Linked DNA regions of Mus musculus: regions 1, 2, 3, 4 and 6 are each linked to region 5. The links are chromatin loops, found by intact Hi-C in ENCODE. Cell type or tissue: left cerebral cortex. All regions are shown on one strand. Region 1 holds the start of Unc5a (unc-5 netrin receptor A). Region 2 has its middle 26 kb from the start of Fgfr4. Region 3 overlaps Uimc1 (ubiquitin interaction motif containing 1). Region 4 overlaps Unc5a (unc-5 netrin receptor A). Region 5 has its middle 11 kb from the start of Tspan17. Region 6 overlaps Uimc1 (ubiquitin interaction motif containing 1).

Region 1 (4,000 bases), 150 kb before region 5:
CACACCCCTAAAGCTAACATATACAACATGAATACACAGCCAACAGCAGGCAGCCCAATCTGAGGGTTCGTCAGGATTAAAAGGGGAGGCCATTAGGAAGAAGGGCTGGTTAAAGTGAGGATTTAGGGTGCATTGACAGGGGAAGGAGGCAGAGCAGGGGGGACGAGGTAGAGGACTTAAGGGGCAGGATGGGGAGGGCAGTCGAGGCAGTGGTGGGTGAAGGATGCAGTACGCAGAGACTCTTCAAGGAACCAGCCATCGACCTTAATCATCTGGTCCTTGACGGAGCTCTCGTCTTTCTAGATTGGCAGTTCAGAAATCCACACCCTTAGGAGAAACTGGCCTTGCCAGCCTAGGGATCACCTCCCGGGAAGCAGGCTCTGGGGGCATCAAGCACCAAGAATTGCTCAGGCACCCTTCCCAATACCCAGAAGCTCAGCACTGCCAAATCCTTAGGGGCCAGGAGATTAGGGACCCCCACAGCTCGGTCTAGGTGCGGGCTTTGGGAGATTAGACAAAACCTCCCCCCCCCCCCAGGCCTCTCACGCAAGGAGGTGGGCTAAAAGGCTAGGTTATGAAGGGGCTGGTTAGGGTGGCCAACAAGACACGCGGGGAGACTGCAGGGCTGTGGAGTTTCTGAGAGGTTCTCAGAGCCCGCCAACCAACAGCCAACAGCAAACAACTCCCCTTCGCCCTCCTCTTCCCCCCTCCCACCTCCAGCAGCGAGGCCAGGAACCACAGGCCACCACAGGGGCCCCAGTGCTTTGACTACCGGCTGCAAGAGCTGAGGGCTGTTGGATGCCTCCACGCCTGAGTGTGTGCGTGTGCAAGCCTGTGTGTGGTGGGGACAGAGGAGGACACTATGTTCTAGACGTGGGCACAGGCCAGGTGCCAAGCTAGAAATTGTGAGTGGCTGTTTGGGGCAGTCCTACCTGGAAGAGCTGTCTTACCCCCCCCCCCCCCCACACACACACCCCATTTTCTGAGCACTAGCATATGGCCTTGAGTCCTTCAAGTCTTGTCTTTTTGTCTTTCCTGGATTATTTCAAACTGCCGTCGCGCTCCCCCCCCCCCCCCATCATTCTCCCGGGCCCGTGAAACCAGCAAAAACTTCCCCCACCCGGAGGCGTGGGGCGTCTACACTCGCCAGCCCCGTGCGCTGACAGCTGTTCTGGACTTGGCAGAAGCAAGGCTTCCGGGAGAGCGCACCAGGAAGCTGCGCAGCAGCGAGTGGCGGCCCCCGCGTCCTGCCCAGCAAAGTTTGGCCTCCGGGGGCTCCCAGACGGGTCGGCCGCGCAGGTCACGGCCACCTCCTCCCCAGAGCTAAGCGTTCGCGCGCACGGTCCCCCGCAAGCCTCCCCAGAGCGCGCGCGGCGTGACTCACCCGAACCACGAAGCCAGGCAGTGAGGACTATGCCCAGGAGCGCTGGCCACAGGCCGGGCCGGACGGCCATGGCCGCGGGCGGACGAGCGGGCTGGACTAGGGGCCCCGCGGGCGGGAGAGAGGCTGTCAGCGCCTCAGCCGAGAGCCCCACCTCGGGGCGCCCCCGGGGCCCATGCCAGAGGACAGCGCTGCCTCCGGGCGGCCGGCTGCGGGGCGCACGCGGCGCGTGGCTCCCCTGGGCACCCGGAGCGCAGCAATGCAGCCGGGGCGGAGCGCAGCGCCAGCCGCGCCGCGCACCGAGCCAGCCGCCGCGCGGAGCCCGCAGCCGGGGAGCGGGCCGGCGGGCGCCGCAAAATCCGGACTGGAGCGGCGGAGCGGGGCGGAGGCGGGGCGGGGCGGGGGAGGAGGGGCCGGGCGGCGCTGCGAGCGCGGGCCACCCCCTGCACCGGGGATCCCTTCGGGCAACGCCTGAGGCTCCCCCAGGGAGGAGCTGGGGTAGTGGGCGGGGAGGCCTCCCACCACCCCTCTCAGTCTCCAGGGACAGAGACAGGACTCTGGATCCCGGAGTGGATTGCTTTTCCGGATCTGGCATCACCCTGGTCCGCCAGTCGGCGCACAGGTGGCCCGGGAGGGGCCCCGGGCTGCGGCGACCCCGGCGCAGCGCCAGCCTGCGGAGAGCAGCTCGACTCTGGAGTGCCCCAGGCAGGTTCCGCTGCAGTCCCTGCTTGCACCCCTGCCTCCGGGCTGCGCTCCGAGATCGTCAGCGCGCCGTGGTAGGCAGCTGGCGGGCGGCTTGGATGGGGGACTGCAGGAGAGGTCCCGGGGCCCAGCCGGCGCGCAGGAGCCGCCAGGCCCCCACCGTCTCACCATCCGCCTCCCCAAGACAGCCTGGTGGGCTTCAGGGGCAAGCGTAGCAGCGTGGCCCCAGGCTTTCTTAATCCCTCCACGCCGCTGGCCCAAAGGAAACAACCTTAGGGCGCAGCGCAGCCTGTAAGGAGCGTCGTGTTGTTTGCGCCCCGAGCGCGCGCGGCGCTGGAGACGTGGGCGTGATGCAGGAACCAGAAGGGTTTTGGGAGCTACAAACTCCTGGGGTAGAATAGAAGTGTCACATTCTTCTGGCTCTGTGACCTTGGGCAAGTCACGGGGCGTCTCTGGATCCCAGCAGAATGACCGCTGGAGGATCTCCTATTCCCCACCCCCATTCCCTAAGCTGGTTAAAATAAACAGAAGGCTGCCCTAGAGAAGGAAAATAAACGCTCTCGGTGTGCACAGGGCGAGGGATCTGAAAGAGAGGGTCCCACTTCTGGCCAGGAGGAGAATGAGAAGGGTGAAGACGGTCACACACTCAAACGCCTCCAGCGCCGATCGATAATATAAATTGGTGCTGCAGGCCAGATGATATAAGAATGGTCTTGGCTTCCACAAAGAGATATGAGCTCTCCTATATTTCTTGAGACACGAGGCCCTCTCTCGGTCTGTCTTTTGTTTCCCACTTTTTATAGAGAAGGTTATGAAAAATGTTTTGCTTTATTCTGCTCTCTTGTATATGTGTATATCTGCATATGTATATGTGTGTGTGTGTGTGTGTGTGTTTCTATTCACAACCAAAGCTCCAGATGTGAATGTACAGATTTTGGGCCTCAGGGCCAGACAGGCAGGGAGACAGGGCACAGGGTCATATCGAAATGGCTCTCTTGTTCTAGGTGCCTGTTGGGAGGGGAGGAGCCAATTGGTTTTGTTTACCAATTTTCAATAGAAGCTGTTGTCTGGGAAAATAATTTTTTTAAAGATGTGTGTGTGTGTGCACGTGTGTGTGCGTGTGCATGTGAGTGCGTTGCATAGTGCCTGTGTGGAAGTCAGAAAACAGCTTGTCATTTCTCTCCTTATGTGAGATTCGGGGATGAAAGCCAGGTTGTAAGGCTTGATAGCAAACCCCATTATTCACTGAGGCATCTTGGTGGCCCTAAAATTGATTTTTAATACATGTGTGTATTTATAACCTCTTTTACCCAGATGATCATACTCCCCAACTTCAGCTTTTTAGACAAACACATTAGAGAGTAGAGCTGATCTACAGGCTGCTCCAGTGTGTGTGTGTGTGTGTGTATGTGTATGTTTTGTATGTGGTGTGAGTGTGTGTGGTGTGTGTGTGAGAGCAGTTGTTGTATGCCCAGGCTATTCTCCTGTATTCTATTAATACCCCTACAGTGCTCTCCTGGATCTGAATTTGGGTTCACAGTGTGGAAGAAATGTTGAAGGCTTGGGGTTTGGACACTGAAGGGAGGCCGTTGTCGATTAGGGCATGGTGTACATGAGGAAGTAACAATGTGTTTATTGGATAGTACTATGCCCTTGCCTACATCTGTAGTTTGCTCTAAGCAGTACATGAAACCCCGTTAAGTCAACATTTCCACTTTACACAGATGAGGCAGCTGAGAGTTAGGCAAGGACCAGCCTTATCCCAGAACTGCGAAGCTGGCTGAGAGGGGCCCCAGGAGGTTTGATTTCTGGGCCCGTGATCCATACATTTCTTCCTCCTAAAGCTTCTTTGGGGTTAGAATTGGGGAATCTCTTCTCTTCTCAGTTCTTAGCCCCTCTCTTTCCATCTAGACTAGA
Region 2 (4,000 bases), 380 kb before region 5:
TAGAAAGATGGAGAGTGAGAAACACCAGAGTTCATCTTCTGATGCTTTCTGGTTGTGGGTGCCACATGACCACTCTCCTGCCGCCATGCTGTCTCGGACTGTACCCTCCCACCATGAGCCTGAACAAACCATTCCTTCCCTACTTGCTTGCTTCTGTCACAGCAGTGAGAAACTGGTATGCCCCCATCTTGCAGGAGAGAATGCTGAGTCACACAGGGTGACAGAGCCCTGCCTATAACTGGTAGGCCTGGGTATAACTGGCTGTTCTTATAACTGGGATGGTGGGAGGGCACAGAGACCTTGGCTCAAAGCTCACCTCTTCCTCTGGTAGCTAGCTCCCCAACTTTGCATCTAAGCTTCCTCCTCCGTGAAGTAGGTTGGCAGGTCTCACAGCTCAGCTTCCTACCAGAAGCTGGGAAGTTGGATGTTGGAGGGGTAGGCCTGAAATGTATCCAGAGCTGGCATAACACACACAAGTAAGAAGAGTTCCCCTGGGCTGAAGAGTACCGACTGCTCTTCCAGAGGTCCTGAGTTCAATTCCCAGCAACCACGTGGTGGCTCACAATCATCTGTAATGGGATCTGATGCCCTCTTCTGATGAGTCTGAAGAGAGCAATGATGTGCTCATATTCATAAAATAAATAAATAAAGGAGAAGAGGAAGAAGAGGAGGAGGAGGAGGAGGAGGAGGAAGTTCTCCCTAAGGAGGTCAGTCAGAGGCCTGATCCTTGTCTTGGCTCCAGAAAAGCTAAAGCCAGAGATTGAGAGCCCTAATGCAGGCAGAACCAGCTTGGAGTAAGGTCTCAAGAATCCAAGCCTCCACCTTCTATCTCCCATGTGCCCCTGCCAGCTCCATCTAAACTGCCAGCTCGTACCAGGCAGCTCTGTGGGACTCTTTCCAAACATATGCGCTATCATGACATTTGCTGCTGAAAACCTCACCTTCCACCCTTTGCCAGATACTCAACCCCTTGCCAAGGCCCCTGAGATCTATTGGCACAGCTCTGGCAACTCTAGTTTTCTTTCCAGTCCTTGGCTTCTCCCGTCTCCTTAGAGATACCTTGGCCTTTGCACTTGCTGTTCCCACTCTGTGAGACACTTTTTCCCACTGTCTTAGTTAAGGTTTTACTGCTGTGAACAGACACCATGACCAAGGCAACTCTTAAAAAGGAAAACATTTAATTGGGGCTGGCTTACATGTTCTGAGGTTCAGTCCATTATCATCATGGTAGGAAGCATGGCAGCATCCAGGCAGACATGACAGGCATACCGACTGAGCTGAGAGTTCCTCAGGAATCAGGAGACTGTGTGCCACACTGGGTGTAGCTTGAGCATAGGAGACATCAAAGCCTGCCCCCACTGACACACCTCCAACAAGGCCACACCTCCTAATAGTGCCACACCCTATAGGCCAAACAGTCAAACACATGACTTTATGGGGACCATACCTATTCAAATCACAACAACATCCATGGCTATTGCAGAGATACAGGGAATTTCTGGTTGGAGGCACCATGTGGGAGCACCCATGCAGGGGGCTGGGGCTGAGGAGGACCAGACTGAAATCCTGAGTCATGTTAAGGGCCATGGACCCCAATCCTGAAGTCAGTGGAGGGTTTTGAGTAGACGCAGTTGCTTAGCACCTCCCCCAAGCATGGATTAGAAACTTGTTTCTGAAGAAAACTGTCTCCCAGGGAAGTCTGGAGAGAGGGTTCAGTGGTTAAAAACACTTGCTGCTCTTGCTTGGGGACCAAGGGCTCCATCCTGTCCCTAGGTGATCCGATGATCCTGTCCGACTTCTGCAAAGCGCACATACATGCAAGCAGATGAAACATTCACACACGTGAAATAAAATAAACAGTTGAAAGAAAACTGTCCTCCAAGAATGTCCTGATGACCACAAGTTGGATATATTGTATATCCCAATACAAACCACCTCTGAACCAGGCCAAAACAAGATGTTGCATTTCCTGTGGCTACCAGGAGGTGGCACCAACACCCCAGTATGTCACCCTTGACTCTGTTCTGATTGCCTTCACAAACCAGAGACTGGAGAAGAAAAGGGGGTGGGGGTGGGGGGAGGGTAAGGAAAATGACCAGGAGCAAAGCCCAGGATGATGGAGCCAGAGTGGTGCTGTGTACATTTTTTTTCTCTTTCTTTCTTTCTTTCTTTCTTTCTTTCTTTCTTTCTTTCTTTCTTTCTTGGCGTAGCAAAACATGTGGGTCTGGAGTGTGTTTTTCTGTTTTCACCATCATCTGCCCCACAGGCCCCTAAATCACTCACATTGCCCTGTGAGTATTGAGCAAATGCTGTAGTCCTGAGCTGTCCCACATCCCTGCCCGTAGCCCTGGATGGCCTAGAACTCACTATGTGGACCAGGCGAGCCTCCTACTCGGTCATAGAGATCTTGCCTCTGCCTCAAGGGTGCTGTGACTAAAGGCTCCTTTTTGGCAAGTTCTTTATGCCTGACTTGGAAACTCCTGGTCCAAGCTGGAGCCTTGGGATTCCGGAGGTCTAGGCCTCAGGCCAGGGGATGGGAGAGGGAGTGAGTTGTGGCTCTTTCTGGGGCTGGTGAGAAAAGCAGCTCAGTGGCTAAGAGCACTGGCTGCTCTTCCAGAGGTCCTGAATTTAATTCCCAGCAACCACATGGTGGCTCACAACCATCTATGGGGGAATCTGATGCCCTCTTCAGGCAGGCAGGTGTATGTGCAGCAGAGCACTCATACATTAAATAAATAAAATTAAAACAAACAAACAAACAAACAAACAAAAACTACTCTCTGGCTCCTTGCTTTTGTCTCCAGAGGAAGTCATGTCCCAGTTCCCAGCTGTGTCTCTAGGCATAACTAAGTCTATCAACCACCTCACTGGGCTCTCTGGTCTCTTCACTGGCCTGCTACAGTGGGCTTCATCTGATGCCCTGTTCTTTTTCACTCTGTCTACATGAGTGACCTGGAGCTCCTCAGATCTCCCTGTCCCTGCCTGCCATGTTCTGGGCCTTTGCAGAGCCTGCTCCCTCTCTTTGGAATGGTCTCCCTCCCACTCTCTCAAGACAGGCACTGGCCTGCAACTCAGGTTTGATTCCCTCATGGAGCGCTTCCCGAAGGCTCATCATGATCTGTCTTGCAGGATTGTCAAGTGGTTGACCTGCAGGGTTCTCTGTTTAATCATAGTCAGTACTTTCTTGGTTGTTTATTTCACTGGAAACTCCTGGGGGGCGGGGAGCAAGCCTATCTATCTGTCTTCACTCCTGCGGGCAGGGACCAGGCCATCTTCACGGCATGCACAGTGACTGAAAAAATGTCTGGTGGAGAGAGTACTCGCAGGCATTGGGGGCACTGAGGTCACTTCCTCAGAAACATCAATAACTGATCTTGTATTTCTCTTCTTTTGTTTGGTTTTGAGGTAAAATTGTACCTGGAACTCACTTTGTAGTCCAGGTTACCCTCCAACTCACAACAATCCTCCTGTCTCAGCCTCCTAAACTACTGGGAATATAGGCTTAAGCCATCATACACCCCCTTCTTTCTTTTTCAGTGTTTCAGACAGGATCATTATTATCATTATTATTATTATTATTAAAACTTTTTATTATACTTTATGCATTTGTGTGAGCATGAATGTGTATGTAAAGGTCAGATGATAATTTATGGGAGTTGGTATTCTTTTTTCCACCATGTGAGACCCAGAGAATTGAACTCAGGTGATAAGGCTAGCTCACAAATGCCTTTCTCTGGTAAATCACCCCTCTGACCTGAGTCAGGGCCTTATGTAGCCGTAGGTGGCCTTGAACTCCCGATCCTCTTTCATTTCCCTCCCAGGAGGATACAACTGCTGTCCCAGTCATTACCTGCTTACTGTTCCTAAGTCCCTGAAAGGTACTCAGGAGATAGCTCAGCAGTTAAGAGCAATGACTGCTCTTCTGAAGGTCCTGAGTTCAAATCCCACAACTACATGGTAGCTCACAACCACCTGTAATGAGATCTGACTAATTAATAAT
Region 3 (4,000 bases), 260 kb before region 5:
TTCAACCCAGAGCTTGCCAGTGTGGCGGTTTGTCTTGCTAGCCAGCTAGCTCTGAGGGTCTCCTGTTTCTACCTTATGAGACTGGAATTATGGTCACTCCCACACCCGGGAGCATTTAAGTGGGTTTCTGTAGATCTGAACTCTGGTTCTTAGACTTGTGTGCCAAGCTCTTTAATGTGTGAGCTGTTTCCTCAGTCCTGCATTGTATGTTTGATTTCATGACTACAACATGTTATACAGAGCTTTTTCTCTGAACATGTCTATGTTACAGATGCCTCTTGCTTCAAACAGAATACCTATTTCTTTGAAAAGGTTTGAGAAATTTTCTGCTGTAGTTTCATTGAATAGTTTATACTTTTAGTGTTCATAGTATCTGTGTCTTTTGTCCTATGGATTGTTTTTTGAGACAGGGTCTTACTTCACCATGTATCTCTGGCCCTCCTGAAACTCACTGTAGAGCAGGCTGGCTTCATATTCACAGAGATCCACTTGCCTCTGTCTCCTTAGTGCTGAGACTAAAGGTTTAGCCCACCTTGTCTGGTTATTCCAGAAGTCTTAGATGCTGTGGAAATGCTCATTTATTTTTGTTCCTCACTAGTAATTGAATGTCGTATTTGACTCACTTGTCCTCCATCCTGGATACTCTTTCTTCTGCTTAGTCAAGTCTATTGGCGGTGCTCTCCACTTGACTTAAAACAGTAGTTATTTTGTTGTATGTGTGTCTGCCTGCGATGCTCTGAAACTGTGATGGTCTCCAGCTGTGTGGATGCTGAGACCTCAACCCAGTGCTCTGAAGGAGCAGTAAGTGCCCCTAACTCCTCAGCCATCTCCCCAGCACTTCTACTTGGATTTTTGTCCATTGAACTTTTCAATTCCTTCCTTCCTTCTTCCCTCTCTTCTTCCCTTCTTCCTTCCCTCACTTTTCTTCCTTTCCCTTTCTCCCTTCTTTTTTTTTTTTGGTTTTTTTTTGGAGACAGGGTTTCTCTGTGTAGCCCTGGCTGTCCTGGAACTCACTTTGTAGACCAGGCTGACCTCGAACTCAGAAATCCGCCTGCCTCTGCCTCCCGAGTGCTGGGATTAAAGGTGTGCACCACCACGCCTGGCTTCTCCCTTGCTTCTTATTTTTTCCTTTGCTCCCTCTCTTCCTTTCAAAAAAAAAAAATCAATTTCCTTTCTGAAATTTTCTTCTATGTTTGTATGCCATGTTAGATCATAAGTCATTTTTACCAGACAATATTTGAAAGCTTCATGCACATTTTACTTATCTTGGTGTTCTTAAGTTCCATAGTTGAGGATTATGGTCTTTGAGAGGATTGTGCTGTCCTGGCTGTGTGTTTCTTGCATTTCATTGTCGGGACTTATGTGTGTGTTGGCCCGGCAAGCTCTTCGGGGTTATGGAGATGGATCTTCTTACTTAGCAGCCCAGTCTTGAAAGTGTGCACTCGGGAGGAGACACTGCTATAGCAGCAAGAATATCAAACTGTATTAGATAGAAATGCACAAAATCAATTACAGCTCGTTAATATATAGTCACCAATAACCATATAACTGAAAGTACCATTCTGCTGTAGAATGTGGTATGAAGTTAAGCACTCTTTAAAGAAGGTGTGGAAATAGCAAATGAGTGAGAGAAAAGGAGACTGGAGAAGGGGAGGAAAGTGGGGGGCAAAGTCAAATAGATGAAAAGAAGAAGAAACGAAGTAAGAAGGGGCTAGAGAGATAGCTCAGCAGTTAAGAGTCCTGACTGCTCTTCCAGAGGTCCTGAGTTCATTCCCAGCAACCACATGGTGGCTCACAACCATCTGTAATGGGCATTTGATGCCCTCTTCTGGTGTGTCTGAAGACAGTGGCACTGTACTCATATACATAAAATGAATAAATTATAAAAAGGAATAGAAATAGAAAAAAATTGGGGGGAAGGGGAGAGACAAGAGCTGGAAAGTAAGAAAGCATCACTAAACAGAAAAGTTCAAGAGCAAAATTTAATAAATGTAGGATGGGGAATAAAAGCATAAAAATATAAGAGCATTAAAAAGTCAGTAAGATAAACTCAAGACATAAAGAGGGGGAAAGAAGGAATCATTGGGGGAAAGAGTGAAAACAAAGCTGAGCCCTGCTGGTGCAGATCTTTAATCCCAGCTCTTCCCAGGAGGCCGGCCTGCTCTAATAGAATGAGTTCACCGTAGTTAGAGCTGCACAATGAGCGCTTGTCTTTTTTTTTTTTTTTCTTTTTGATTTTTCAAGACAGGGTTTCTCTGTGTAGCCCTGGCTGTCCTGGAACTCACTCTGTAAACCAGGCTGGCCTCGAACTCAGAAATTCTCTGCCTCCCAAGTGCTGGGATCAAAGGCGTGCGCCACCACACCCAGCTTTTTTTTTTTTTTTTTAACTAAGTCTTTTTTTCTTAATCTTTTAAAGACCATTTTATTTTATCTATAGGTGTACACTGTTGCTGTCTTCAGATACCCCAGAAATGGGAATTGGATCCTATTACAGATGGTTGTGAGCCACCATGTGGTTGCTGGGATTTGAACTCAGGACCTCGGGAAGAGCAGTCAGTGTTCTTAACCGCTAAGCCTGTCTTAAGAAAAGAAACTAGGGAAAAGGTTTTCCCTAAACGGAAAAAAAAAAAAAAAAGGTAAACAAAATTAGATAAATGTTTGAAGAGAAATAACAAGTAAAAACATTTAAAAATATCTACAATATCTTCTACCCATTCCACCCCCCACACCTCCAAAAAAAAATACTTTATTAGGGTGACAGAATCAGAAGGATTTTGGTGAGTTTGAGTCCAGCCTGGTCTACATAGTGAGTTTTAGGACATCTAGGCCTACATAGAGAGATCCTATCTCAAAAAGCAAAATAAAACAAGAAAAATCCTGGATAATAGGGCTAAAGGTGCTTGTTCCCCAAGCTTGATGACCTGATCTGCTCCCCAGACGATGTGGTGGAAAGAGAGTTCTAACTTGAAAAAAATTGTCCTCTGATCTCTATGCCTTTGCATGTACACATGCACACAAGTAATACAAATGAGAAACGTAAAGTCCCTTTAAACATGTAGGGGAGAAAAGTCACACCTAAGCACAGAACAACATAACTACAGAGAGAGGGAAAGGTGAGCTGTTGCCGAAGCTTCTTTCTGGGTCCTTGAATAATGCCTGTGGAGTCAGGAGGAGGGTTGGTTGGACTGTGAACTGTTGGTGTGGCTTTCCTTTGGTTCATGTTGTTACAGAGTCTGTATTGCTATCTTCCAGAGCGCTCTTCACAACCATTTTCTTTCTTTGCATGTCAGGGTTTGTTAGATACACTTAGCTTTGCATTCTGTGGGCTGGACAGAGTTTCACATCCTCTTTAGCCTGCCTATATTGTATCTTCTTGAGTGGCTGTTTATCTAAGGAGTGCCTCCCGAGTGGGTTGGAAGTGTGGAAATCATATCAGCACTGAGATTGGTACAGGCAAAAGGCCTGCCTTGGTATTTTCAAGGCCCCCTGTATATTAATCACCCTACTGGAGAGATGCCTTTTTGTCTCTCATTACACCCCAGGTACTTGAGAGTTCTTGGGCTTAACAGTAATGAATTTAGGTAGGTGATTGTAAAGTTTGATCTGCTTACTGGCCTAAGGCTCAGAGCTATTAAACTCCAGCATAGCTCTTGTTGATGAGATCTGTTCCCGACCACTGAGCATGGATGGGTTGTCTTTCCTTAAACATGATCCAATCTAAGCCAGTCTCATGTTGCCTGTACCCTTTGGCTAGAGTCCAGCCCTGCTGCTGTCCACAACTGCTTTTAAGAGGCTTCCCTGACTAAAGATTAGTGGCAGATCATATTGAGGCATCCTATCTTGTAGATGTTCCATACCTCAGACCCCAGTGTAGTTCTGTCTTTTGTTTTTTAAATTTTTATTTATTTTTATGTGTATGGGTATTGTAGCTGCATGTAAATTTGTGTCTGGTACCCTTGGATGTCAGAAGAACACATCAGATTCCCAGACATTTGCAGCT
Region 4 (4,000 bases), 200 kb before region 5:
ACAGCAGGCAGGGCACACACCTCACGTCTTCTGGCTTGTGCAGAGTGAGGTAGATCTCGTAGATCTTTCCTCGGGGGATGGCGTCCGGGGGTATGAGGAGGCTGATTCCTGTAAAAGCAGAGGGGTCACGGCTTGTGGCTACAGATACCCAATAACTACCCAGGAACTAGCCAGACCCACGAGTTTCCTCTTCAGACGCCCTTGTCTGGGGACAGAGGTGTTTCAAGGACTGCCATACTGTCCACCACCCACATAGGCACGACTCTGAGTCAGGGAGACTCCAAGAACATCTGAGGCAACCCAGCTAGAAGCTAAAGTAGGGCAAGAAGACACCAAGGAAGTGCGTCCTACATCCTGTTCCGTTCTTTGGGACCAGGGTACTTTCTGCTTAAAACCTTCCCCATCTTCCAGGCCTGCCATGGAAGGCTCTTGACTGTCATCCCAGCAGTCGGTCCCTCTGCCCAACTTTGCTACGTTCAGCGGTTCCAGAACAGGGGCCTTTGGTCTTGCTCAAGCTCCTCCCCCCTTAGTCCTGTCCCCTCTAAGAACTGGTCTCTTCCTGTCATTGTCTCCATCCTTGCGGGGATGGGGGGCAGGTCTATAATAGCCCTCAAGGGCCAAGATCTACGGCTCCAATGTCCTCCTGGTCTGTTGATGCGCCTCTGCCCCAGGAGTGGTATCAGTGTGTGGAGGAAGGGGAGTTTTGTAGTGGAGACAGCAAGGGCAGGGCTGAGACATCACGGAGAGCAGCATTGAGGTCCTGCTCTGAGGGCAGGAAAAGGGGAGACATTCTGTGACTTTGCCCCTAAAACAGCAGATAGCTCCACTGTTTGCTGGGCTGGACTCTCAGGCTGTTCAAGGGCTATGTAAGGACACTTATATTCTACAAACTCACAGTGATGGTTCCATAGGGTCACACAGCCTCCCGACACTGAAGCTGTCGAGTGGTTTAAGTGTGCTCTACGATGTGTACCTGTCCGTGTCTTACCACCGAGTGATGGGTCTTACCACCGAGCTGTCTCACAGACAGCTCGAACCCATGTGCTCGAATCTTTTGCTTCCTTCACTAACCTGTGCTGACCGTAGAACCTGATGCTGCCTGGAGTCGGGGGCAGTCACACACCTCCTGGTGTGAATGCCTGCTGGAGAGTAGTATTCAAGATTGAATACTCATGCTGGCCACTCAGAAAGCTAAGAGGAAAAAGGGCGCTAGCTTTCTCAGTCCAGCAAGGAGAGAGGCAACTAGACAACAGAGAGGGACACAGGGGTGGGCACACTGCAGGGGCCACGGAATACCCACCATCTGTCTGCCTTTTTGTTACAGCTAACAGGGACCAGCTCACTTCACTGAGCTATGAGAATTTCTCATGCCCTGTCCTGAGGGGTGTATGAGGCACAGGCAGCAACAACAGATGAGCCAGGAGGAAAGGTAGAAAGACCATTACTTATGAGCCAGGGACAGTGTCATGTGTTCAGGTGCCAAAGGTCTGTAGGGGCTGTCACATACAGAACTGCATATAGGAGGGAAAAGCACACAGCGGCTAGCCAGCAGTGGGTGGGTTGCATTAGCCTTGTCACTGGGGCTCTGTAGAGAGCAACTGGGAACCTTAGAAGGGATTGAGTGGGGAGGGGGCATAATCAACTCTAGATTCATTCAGTAAATGTGTAGATGCCGCGGTTGAGGTAAGGGAGGTGCTAGCCTGGGTGTGGTGACGCACCAGGGCAGGATGAGGAGCAGGAGGAGACAGGAGCTATTGGGAAGGGGGAGCATGCAACATCATGTGATACAGCTGACTTATAGCGAGGGGGTGGGAATAGAAAGAGCAGGAGCCCAAGGTGACCCCAGGCCAGTTTCTAGCTTAAGCAATGACACTGTGCCAACCGTGAGCCGGGGAAAGCCAGGGAGGAGGTAGCTGAGAGAAAGGGTGGGAGACGGTTCTGTTTTCGGCACAAAGACTCCGAGGTGCTGTGAGACAGGCAGATGGAGCTGTCCAAGAGGCAGCTGAATGCAGAGTTCCAATGCTCTGCAAGAACTGGGGGCTGGGATGGAGGAGTAGGTGAGATCACTCAGAAATGGCACGGGCGGAAGTGGGGGTGGGTTGGGGAGGGGTATCCCTGAGGAACGCCTATACCGGAACAGCCAGGGATGGGCAAGAACAGGAGTATGTGGGGTCACCTAAGGAGAGGGAACAGAGAATGTCAGAGTGGGGTGGTCAGCCTTGTCAGAGGTTGCAGAGATTTCTCCAAAGATGGCCTTTGGAGGGTCTGTGGATCTTCTAACAAGAGGTCTCAGGGACCCTGTCTGAGGCACTTCTGTGGAGTGGTGGATGAGATGGAGGACGCTGGGAGGGGGCAGGTTCTAAGGGGTGCTCTGCTGTCTTGTTTTGTGAGCCTCTGGGGTCTGGTGTTAGGGCCCGATGCAGCACCTATCAACATGTAAGGCTGACTGTGTGATAAATGAACATACAATCCTTTCGTGTCCACAAGCAACAAGGAGACCCTTTCCACAGCTTTGCTATAGCGCCAACTGCATCCTTTCCTATACTGGCCAGACTGGGCCACTCTGCACGAGGCTGGTGCACTCTGGGACGAAAAGATGACAAGACTAGTCTTACCTCTCATGTTCTCTGGGGAGTTCTAGGGGCCTACCTGTGTTAGGGATCATCAGCCGGCCCCCGAGGAAGTTGAAGGTCCCATAGGCCATGTTGCTGGTACCGCGGGGCAGAGAACGAAAGTAGTTTTGGGTGGAGAGGCGGGAGACGAAGTCCTCAGCCTCAGAGGTGGGGGAGCTGTGGTGCAGCGTATGGCGGCCACTGCCCAGTGGGCTGAGCAGGTGACCATTAGAGAGCTGGAACTTGGGGCTGGGTCCATCCTGCCGGGGACACAGGCTGCCCTGGTAGGTGGTCGTGGTGGTGCTGAGGTCCGGTTGGATGGTGAGCAGATGGGGATTGTCTACAGGATAAAGATGGATTCAGGTAGCGACTCCCCCATCAACAGCCCTTGCCTTGGGGGTGCTCAGGCAGGAGAGCAGGGGTAGGTGGCACCTCACCTGCTTTGCTGGGCTTGATGCTGACAGGCTGGAAGCCTGAGGTAAGGATGGATGAGTCAGCCACGTCTGAGTCCAGTCCTTCCTTCTTGCGGCAGTAGATGAGGACGAGGACCAGCAGCAGCAAGATGAGGCACACGGCCACGGCGACGAGGCCGATGTAGAGAGCCACGTCCTCGGGGCCGGAAGAGGCTGCAAGAGAAAGTGTGGTCTTGAGAATGGCAGGGATGTAGAGGCTTCAGAGGAGAGGCCCATGGTTTATCCCCAGGAGAATAGGATCTCAGCACCCCCTGGGCAGTGGGCACGTGGCAGGGAGCGTGGTATTGGTGGGTACATCCTAGTTCTATACCCACCACAACCTTGCTTGGGATTGAGCAAGTCACACCCTCACAGGCAGAGTGGAGCAGGGGAAGAGCTACTTCACCGGGGTGAGTGGTGGTATATCCTTGGCTCCTAGGCTGGGGGTCAGGGTGTCTGGGGCAAGGTGAACTCCTGAGAGACCCTAAGTATGGTGCTATAGTTTGCACATGCCTGCCTAAGGATTCATATTGACAGGTGTGGTCCCCATTGTGGCAATATGAGCAGCAGTGGGGCCTTTTAGGAGGTGGGCCCCAGTGGGGAGGCATTACATCATTATGAGTGCTGCTCTTAGACCATGGGGCTGTCCATCTTTCCGTGTCTACCTGTCTCTGTGTCTGTCTTTTTCTCTTCCTGACACGTGATCTCTCTCTTGTCTACAGTACTGACATGGTGCTATCTGCCACCAAGAAATGTGGCTTGGGGTAGAAGGCACATTTACCAGAGCCAGCATCACGCTATTTGGAATTTGAGCCTCTAAAACTAATAAATTTCTTTTGCTAGTTCATTATAGAAATAGAAAATAGGCAGATACATGGGTGGTCAGTTTCTCAGGTGTTTCCAGGACAGTGTGAGCCCTTGTGTATACCACCAGCC
Region 5 (4,000 bases):
CTTAGGCAGGTGGTCCTGGACTGTACTAGGAAAATAGGCACCCAGGTAGTGATGGCGCACACCTTTAATCCTAGCATTCAGGAGGCAGAGGCAGGCAGAGCTCTTAATTGGAGACCAGCCTGGTCTACAGAATGAGTCCTAGCCAGGGCTATACAAAGAAACTCTGTCTCAAAAAAGAAAGGAAAAGGGGAAGGGAGGGAGGGAGGGAGAAGGAGGGAAGGAGGAAGAAAGGGAAGGAGAACGGGAAGGGGAAAGGGGGTACCAATAGACTGAGCAAGTCATAACAAGCCAAGAAGCAGCATCTCTCTGTGGTCTGTGCTTCAGTCCTGCCTCCAGGTTCCTGCCTTGGCTTCCCTTAATGATGGAGTGTGCACCATGAGCCAAAGAAATCCTTTCTTCCCCCATTTCGTGCCAATAACAGAGCCCTCACTCTGCTTTTCCAGAGGACTTGAGTTCAGGTCCCAGCATCTGCGCTGGGCATGTCACCACCCATAACTCCACTCTAGAGGGTCTGCTACTCTCTTCTGGTCCTTGTGGGCACTCAGAGGTGCGCGCACACACACACACACACACACACACACACTAATGAATCCTTTTTAAACTTAGCTAAAAGGACTTTGAAATTTTCAGCACAATGAAATGAGGATCGTTTAAAGAAATAAGCATACTAATACTTAATTATCAAGCAAGTGTAACATACACACGTATCAACACACTGTGGGGGCCGAGAGATGGCTGAGTGGGCCAAGAGCACTGGCTGGTTTTGCAGAGGACCCAGCACAACTCTCCATCACTGCGGTTCCAGGAGAGCCAATGCTCTCCTCTGACTACCACAGACAGCAAGTGCGTACACAGTGCACAGACACACACACACACACACAGAGAGAGAGAGAGAGAGACAGAGAGAGAGACAGAGAGAGAGAGACAGAGAGAGAGAGAAAATAGTCACATAAAAAATTGAAAATCTAATAAAAACATTTTAAACATTACATGGTATTCCACTAATGTATGCAATGTTATGCCTTCATGTCGCAGTTAAACTAAACTAAAATGAGAGCGTTGGCTGCTCTTGTAGGAACCTGGGTTCAATTCCCAGCACTCACGTGATCACTCACAACCCGCTGCAAATCCAGTATCAAAAGGATCTGACACCTTATTCTGGCCTCTGCAGGTACTAGGCACATACATACGCTCAGGCAAAACACCCAGACACACTTACAAAGAAAAGAAAGAATCAAAGAACACCTGTAGGGTGGATGCAGATACCACCATTTGATACAGGGGACTTGAGCACTATGGTTATTTTGAGACTGCTGTGGGAGGAATGCACAGCCTTCAGGATGTGGGGCTGGAGAACAGAGGGCAACCTAAAGAGACTTTCGACTCATCAGGCTGTTTGTTGTTGTTGTTGTTTTAGCTAAAGTGAGTCCCCATTTTACCTGTGCGATCAAAAGTAAAGTCTTCACTACATCTCGCCTTCACGCTGAGGCCTGCTGACACGTCTGACCACTCCACGTCTGACCACTCCACGTCTGACCACTCCACGTCTTTATTGGTGCTGGGGAGGAAACCCAAGGCTTCATGCGTACTCTGTAAGTACCGAGGCTGGTCTTGCATTCCCACTTGCTGAGGCTGGCCCTTCCCTCCCACCCAGCAGCTGCATCGGTGGCCCCCACAGTTTGGTTCCTGGTGGCAATGCTTTGTCCACATCCTCAGACCAAGGGACAGAAAAATCCCAGCCTGTGAAGCAAATCCAATCTGTAGCCTGTTTTGACCAAACTCCAGAGCTAAAGATAATTTTCTGTTTTAATGGGGAAGAAATCAAAAAGAAAGCCAAAGATTTATGACAGCTGAAACTTAGATCAAATTCCAGTTTCTGCGTCGGCAGATCATGTCCTTGGAACCCAGCCATGGATACTTGTTTACACCCCGCCTTGAGCTGCTTTCTGTCATGAAGGCAGAACCGAGCACCTTTGTGGTTCTGTGACTCTGGCTCAGGCTATTTGGCTCCTTGAGGAAGAAGTCAGCTGACCTCAGGTCTGGACATCTCCATGGGAATGTAGGGTGTCTCTTTCCTTTTGTATTCCAAGTGCTGAGAACACTGCCAGCACACAGTAGGTGCTTAGCAAACCTATCTGAACAAATAGAGGTGCATGTAGAGTCTGTTGCTTCAGCCCACTAAAGAATGTGAAACACACACACACACACACACACACACCATTACTGTCACATTCTCCAGCTCTGTCTGGCAGATATCACTCTACAGTCTCCCCGATCGCTAGCAGAGTCGTCCCTGGGAGTTTCCGTTCCTCCAAGTCCCTGGAGGAGATCATGAAGAGGGTGGCAAAGCCTGAACTTGGCAACAGTAGGGTGAGCCTTTATGTTTCTGAAATATTGACAAACCTGGCATTTTCGAAGGGATTCCTTGTCACCAGCTCCGGGTTGATGGGCTAGGCTGCATGCGTTGCACTTTGCTGCCCTCTGGTGGTCATTTGGAGAGACGGCCATCAAGGAACCTTCCTTCAATCCTTTGGTTAACTTACCAGAAATGTAGGACTTTGTCAGCTTGGGTACCGCCCCTCCAAGGTCCCCCTCACATCCTCCCCAAGGGTAATCAGGAATCAAAGCAAGATACTAGCTACCTGCCCCAGGTCTCTGCAGGACATCCAGCTTGGCACACTGATAGAGTAGGAAGGTGGCCTTGCTCCTTGTGGATCCTGAGGGGGTTGCACGATGCAAGCCCTGCCTGTTCCCTTGTGTTTTCTGCATACCCGGGAAGGCACCTCTGTGGGTGAGGACCATATGGTACAGAGAATGCTCCTCCATGGACTGTCATGGGAGGTGGATCTCTAGTCAACCCCAGAGTAACCAAGAAGTGGTTTATGGTTTAGATCTGAACTGGCCTCCCAAAGGCTCCTGCGTTCGAACGAAAGCTTCGTTCTTGTGGAGGAGTGTACAGAGCTGAGACCTCTGAAAAATGACAGGCTCATGAGGGTTCTGGCCTCATTGACGGATTAACCATTGATGGCTTCAGAACTTGATGAGATATGATGGGGGGTGGGGGGGAGTAGCTAGAGGGAGTGGGCCTAGGGCTTGTCTCTGGCAGCTATGCCTTGTCCCAGACCCCTGACCTTATTCTGTCTGTTCTACCACGCCCTCCCTAGCACCGTGTTCCACCTCACTACAGGCCCAGAGGCTGGAGCAGAGCAGCAGTGAACCAGATCCTGTGAAACCGTGAGCCAAGAGAGCCTTTTCCTCCCTTGATTTTTCCCAGGCATCTTGTCGGAGCAAGATGACTCTGACGTTGACAGAGTGATAATCGCGTGCCTCTCAGCACATCCTCACCATACTATCGACTGCTCCCTGCCTGCCTCTGCCTTAGAAACCCCAGGCTCTGGCTCGGGCCTCCGTGTGGGTGGTGCTGTGTTTATGATAAGCAGCAGCGGGCAAGTGGGGGATGTGGACAGATGACACGAAGGAGTGGGTGGGAAACTGGAGAACTCATAGGGGTCTGGTCCAGGTCCCCACTCCTACACCATAGCATCAATGTGGTGGCACCTTCACATCCTGTGTCCTTGCTCCCTGCTCTTCACCCACTCCCACCTTTATAGCCATTCCAGTTCTCCCTCACCAAGTCCACCACGGCTTTGGAGAGCCTACCAAAGCTGATGCTGAAGCCTACATCCCGGTCCCTGGGAGATGGTGCCCTTCCCAACCTTCTCCCAGCACCTCCAGCTGTCACTCATCCTCTCTATAGTACATATCACCCACAGAAACTCTTGCTTCCTCGCCATCTGTCTCCACCATGAGGAGACAGCACAGGGTGGGGACTTCGTCTTTCTCTCTCCTGTGTCACTAGCACCTAAGACAGATTCTGATCTCACTTTAGGGAACAACAATGGCTTGACACCCTTCATTGGTTGCTAGTTCAGTATACAGGTTCCACCAGAACCTATCAAGAAGATGTGTGTAACGCGCCAAACTCCAGCACAAGGGGGTG
Region 6 (4,000 bases), 270 kb before region 5:
TGTATACATTCTTTTGTTCTTTTTTGTTTAGTAATTCTGAGATCATTCTATAACAATATTCAGTTTAATAGACACACACACACACACACCATGCTTTATTTGGAGATATGGGATATACTGGTATTGGATAAATCATAACATTCAGTAGCTGGCTGGTGAGCATGTAAGTTGTCTCATATTTTTCTATGCCAAGTAGTCCTGTATTAGTACCTTGAATAGTTGTAGAATAATTTCTTATAGGTACAAGGATTAGAGACTGTATACATTACAGTTTTGTTAACTATTACTGAATTGTCATCTATAGAAAATCAAACATTTGCATTCCCATCAGGTATATGAATGCTAGCGCCCCAAACCTGCACCAGCATGATATATTCAGACTGAATGACATTTCCTGATATAGAGATGAAAAAAATCTCTATATAGTTTTCCTTCCTTCCTTCCTTCCTTCCTTCCTTGCTTCCTTCCTTCCTCTCTCTTTCTTTCTTCCCTCCTTTGTGTGTGTGTGTGTGTGTGTGTGTGTGTGTGTCCTGTGTGCACAAATGCCATAGTATGCAAGGTCAGAAGACAACTTGCAGGGTCAGCTTCCTTCCTCCACCATGACAATCCTAGCGGAGATAATCTGTGATATAAGTTAAGACAGTTTCCCAGTTTATTCTTTCTCATCATGGTATATTTCTAATTTTGCTTCTGGTGACTTTTTCTAATGAACCCAGTCTCCTTTTGGGGACATTTAAATTTCTGTCTTAGTCTATTTCTAATATGGCTAGATAGTATTATGTATGGACATTGTATATCTTGTTTCTCTACCTTTCTTTAAATTATTTAGAAATAGGAATTGTTATTTCCCATTTTATAGATGTAAAAATTGATACTAAAAGGGGTTTGCAGCCCCATAAGATGAACAACAATATGAACTAATCAGTACCCCCAGAGCTCCCAGGGAACCAAAACACCAACCAAAGAGTACACATGGTCGGACTCATGGCTCCAGCTGCATATGTAGCAGAGGATGGCCTTGTCGGGCATCAATGGAAGGAGAGGCCTTTGGTCCTGTGAAGACGCTATGCCCCAGTATAGGGGAATGCCAGGGCCAGGAAGCAGGAGTAGGTGGGTTGGTGAGCAGGGGAAGAGGGGAGGGAATGGGAGAAGGGGACTTTCAGAGGGGAAACCAGAAAAGGGGATAACATTTGAAATGTAAATAAAGAAAATATATAATAAAAAAAAACCTGATACTAAATGGCTTGCTAAAGACACAAAATTACTAAGATACAAAAGTCAAAACTATAGGAATACTTTTAGGAGCTATCACTTCATAAATCTTTATTGTAAGGAAAACCAAACAAATACAGTAAAAAGAGAAACTAAAAAACTCAAGGTCTAGTATCAGAAATTGTAATAAAAACTTTAGTAATAAAACAGACTACTCAGCCGGGCAAAGGTGGCAGAGGCAGGCGGATTTCTGAGTTCGAGGCCAGCCTGGTCTACAAAGTGAGTTCCAGGACAGCCAGGGATACACAGAGAAACCCTGTCTCGGAAAAAAAAACCCAGAATACTCTAAAAATTATACTTAATAATGGGTTTGTAGTTATATGATGCTTTATAATATACAGAAGGAAGTTAGGGATGGTTGTGAGCTGCCGTATCGGTGGAGAGCTGAATCGGTCTTCTGCAAGAACAGCAAGTGTTCTTAATTTTGAGCCATCTCTTCAGCCCCATCTTTATGTAGTTGTAAGGATGAAAGTGTGTTTATATAAAATGTCTAGTGCAATGCTTTTGTTTTGTTTTGTTTTTTTGGTGTGTGTGTGTGTATACACATAATATGTATGCGTGTTAGAGATTGGAGGCCAGAGGTTGACATTGACTTTGTTATTTTGAATTTTACTTAAAAAAAGAGCAACACACTTTTAAAGACATTTATTTATGTATGTATTGGGGGGAGGAGAGGTTGTAACAACACATGAGTGAAGGTCAGAAGACAGCTGTGGGACTCAGTTCTGTCAGTTGCTTGACCTGGGGTTGGTACTTCTCTCGTTTCCTAAGTCAACGAAATTCTGTTATGTGGACGCTAGGTGTCAGTGTTTCCTGTTTTGTTTCAAAGAAAAAATTCATCACTTAATTTAAAGAGTTGGGTGTATTATTTGTTGTTGCTGTATTTTAATGCAAGGGTTTCTAGAAAGAGGTGTGTGTGTGTGTGTGTGTGTGTGTGTGTGTGTGTGTGTGTGTGTGTGTGTGTGTGTGTGTGTTTAGGTCAGAAGGTAACCTATGGGGAATTATTTCTCTCCTTTTGCTATGTAAGGCCCAGGGATGGAACTTGGATTGTCAGGCTTGGTAGCAAGTGTCTTTTCCCCTGAGCCATCTTGCTGGCCTGTTGCTGCTGTACAACTTTTCTTTTGATTATAGATTCAGTTTTCCTCCTTTTTACCTTCTCCTTTCTTTTCCCCTTCCTTTATTTGTCATCATTTATTAGAACCATAGAGGGATGCCAAACTTGTTTAGGGTATGGATAACATGTTTAACATGTTAAACCCTGAACACGTTACCAAGTCGTCGTCAGAGAAGCTTTTCCTGGAAGAAGCTTCATAGCTGGGGTACTTCCTTCACTTAAGATAGCATCACTGGCTTTCTTCATGGAACTCGTGATGTAGACGCAGACTAGCCTTGAACTCACAGAAATCTGCTTGCCTCTGCCTCCCAAGTGCTGGCATTAATGTACCATTATGCCTGGGTTATTATTTTGTTTTGAGGCAGGGCCCTTTATGTAGCTCTGGCTACCCAGGAGCTTGATATGTAGACAAGGCTAGCCTTGAGCTCCCAGGTATCTATCTGCCTCTGTTTCCCAAGTGCTAGGATAAAAGGCATGGGCTACTATGGCCAGCCTTTGTTTTATTCTTATTATTAGCTGTTAAGTGATAATTTGGATTTTTTTTTAAATTTTGTTTTTTCGTTTTTTTTTTAAAGATTTATTAATTTTATTTATGTGAGTACACTGTAGCTATCTTCAGACACACCAGAAGAGAGCATCAGATCTTATTACAAGTGGTTGTGAGTGACCATGTTCTTACTGGGAATTGAACTCAGGACCTCTGGAAGAGCAGTCAGCGCTCTTAACCACTGAACCATCTCTCCAGCTCTTAAATTTTGTTTTTATTTTTAGAGAAAGAAACTTGGGCTGAGGAGAACATTCAGTTGGAACTGATTGCCATGCAAATTCCATCCCTAGAACCTATGTCAAATAGGCTGGGTGTGGTGGTGGCTGGAGAGTTGGAGACAGGTGGATGGATACCTTGGGGCTAAGCATCCAGCTTAGTCAGTGAGGTCCATGAGGGAAGCTGTTTTAAAAAAAAGGTGCTTGTCACCACCAAGAAAGAGGACCTGAATTTGATCCTCAGAAACCACATGGTGGAAAGTGAGAACTGACCCTTGCAACTTGTCCTTTGGCTTCCACATGTACCCCAGTGACATGTGCATCCTTCCCCAAAGAAAGATAAATGTGAAACAAAACAAAATACAGCGACGCCCAAGGTAGCAATGGCTTAGTGTGGTGGTGTGTGTCTTTAATCCCAGAGGAGGAGCACTGTGAACTGGGCGCCAGCCTGGTCTTCACAGAGCGAGACTCTGTTATAAACAAACAAAAACCAGAGGCGGCTAGAGCTTCTGAGGAAGGGCATCCAGGGTTGACCTCTGGCTTCCATGTAAACATGCACAAAATAAGTAACAAAGGGAAACAGACGTTCTCCTGTGTAGTCAGATGTTTCCTGTGTCTTTCCAGTCTTCCCAAGGTCTGTTTGTTGAAGAAACCTCTGAAGAAGGTCTGAAGAGTTCTGAAGGAGACAACTCTGTGCCCACCACGCAAAGGTGAGGCTGTATGCTGCTGTGGGTCTCAGGTCTCTTTCTACAGTATGAGGTTAAGGAAGAGGAACCTCTTGAAAGATTATATAAATGGAAAACTGGCCAGGGAACTCTTCTCTCCTTTATGTGCTGAGATTGGAAATCATTT

What was found. A loop is a pair of places that touch in the nucleus more often than their neighbours do. Peaks named below come from ENCODE experiments on the same cell type or tissue, not always from the same donor. Only the 100,000 strongest peaks of a DNase experiment are listed, where the experiment ranks them.
Region 1: a loop joins it to region 5, with 2.9 times the contacts of the local background. A loop is called at or near these places in 9 of 42 quality-filtered maps.
Region 2: it touches region 5 in a loop (6-fold over the local background); 32 of 42 quality-filtered maps call a loop at or near these places.
Region 3: it touches region 5 in a loop (7-fold over the local background); 32 of 42 quality-filtered maps call a loop at or near these places.
Region 4: it touches region 5 in a loop (7-fold over the local background); 2 of 42 quality-filtered maps call a loop at or near these places.
Region 6: a loop joins it to region 5, with 8 times the contacts of the local background. A loop is called at or near these places in 28 of 42 quality-filtered maps.

The regions. Positions count from the first base shown.
Region 1 is chr13:54,947,116-54,951,115 of GRCm38, reverse strand. It overlaps Unc5a (unc-5 netrin receptor A), which reads right to left and starts at 1,705. Exons shown (of 16, transcript NM_153131.4): 1 at 1,385-1,705. The coding sequence starts at 1,454. In left cerebral cortex, a CTCF peak has its summit at 1,960; DNase peaks (open chromatin) are centred at 858, 1,217, 1,941 and 2,389; H3K4me3 peaks cover 3,102 bases; H3K27ac peaks cover 2,513 bases.
Region 2 is chr13:55,176,761-55,180,760 of GRCm38, reverse strand. No RefSeq gene overlaps it. Among named protein-coding and RNA genes, the nearest start is that of Fgfr4, 26 kb to the right of the region's middle. In left cerebral cortex, CTCF peaks have their summits at 1,952 (motif pointing right) and 2,691 (motif pointing left); DNase peaks (open chromatin) are centred at 361 and 1,981.
Region 3 is chr13:55,062,845-55,066,844 of GRCm38, reverse strand. The region is part of intron 7 of Uimc1 (ubiquitin interaction motif containing 1); the gene reads left to right. Among named protein-coding and RNA genes, the nearest start is that of Uimc1, 35 kb to the left of the region's middle. In left cerebral cortex, no CTCF peak of the experiment used is centred here; no DNase peak of the experiment used is centred here.
Region 4 is chr13:54,998,574-55,002,573 of GRCm38, reverse strand. Unc5a (unc-5 netrin receptor A) reads right to left here. Exons shown (of 16, transcript NM_153131.4): 8 at 3,050-3,238; 9 at 2,650-2,952; 10 at 21-108. Among named protein-coding and RNA genes, the nearest start is that of Hk3, 21 kb to the left of the region's middle. In left cerebral cortex, a CTCF peak has its summit at 1,983; DNase peaks (open chromatin) are centred at 1,270, 1,940, 2,394, 2,845 and 1 more place; H3K27ac peaks cover 1,332 bases.
Region 5 is chr13:54,798,346-54,802,345 of GRCm38, reverse strand. No RefSeq gene overlaps it. Among named protein-coding and RNA genes, the nearest start is that of Tspan17, 11 kb to the right of the region's middle. In left cerebral cortex, a CTCF peak has its summit at 2,488 (motif pointing left); DNase peaks (open chromatin) are centred at 1,986, 2,477, 3,411 and 3,865; H3K27ac peaks cover 1,273 bases.
Region 6 is chr13:55,069,580-55,073,579 of GRCm38, reverse strand. Uimc1 (ubiquitin interaction motif containing 1) reads left to right here. Exons shown (of 15, transcript NM_011307.3): 7 at 3,773-3,858. Among named protein-coding and RNA genes, the nearest start is that of Uimc1, 29 kb to the left of the region's middle. In left cerebral cortex, a CTCF peak has its summit at 2,052; a DNase peak (open chromatin) is centred at 2,058.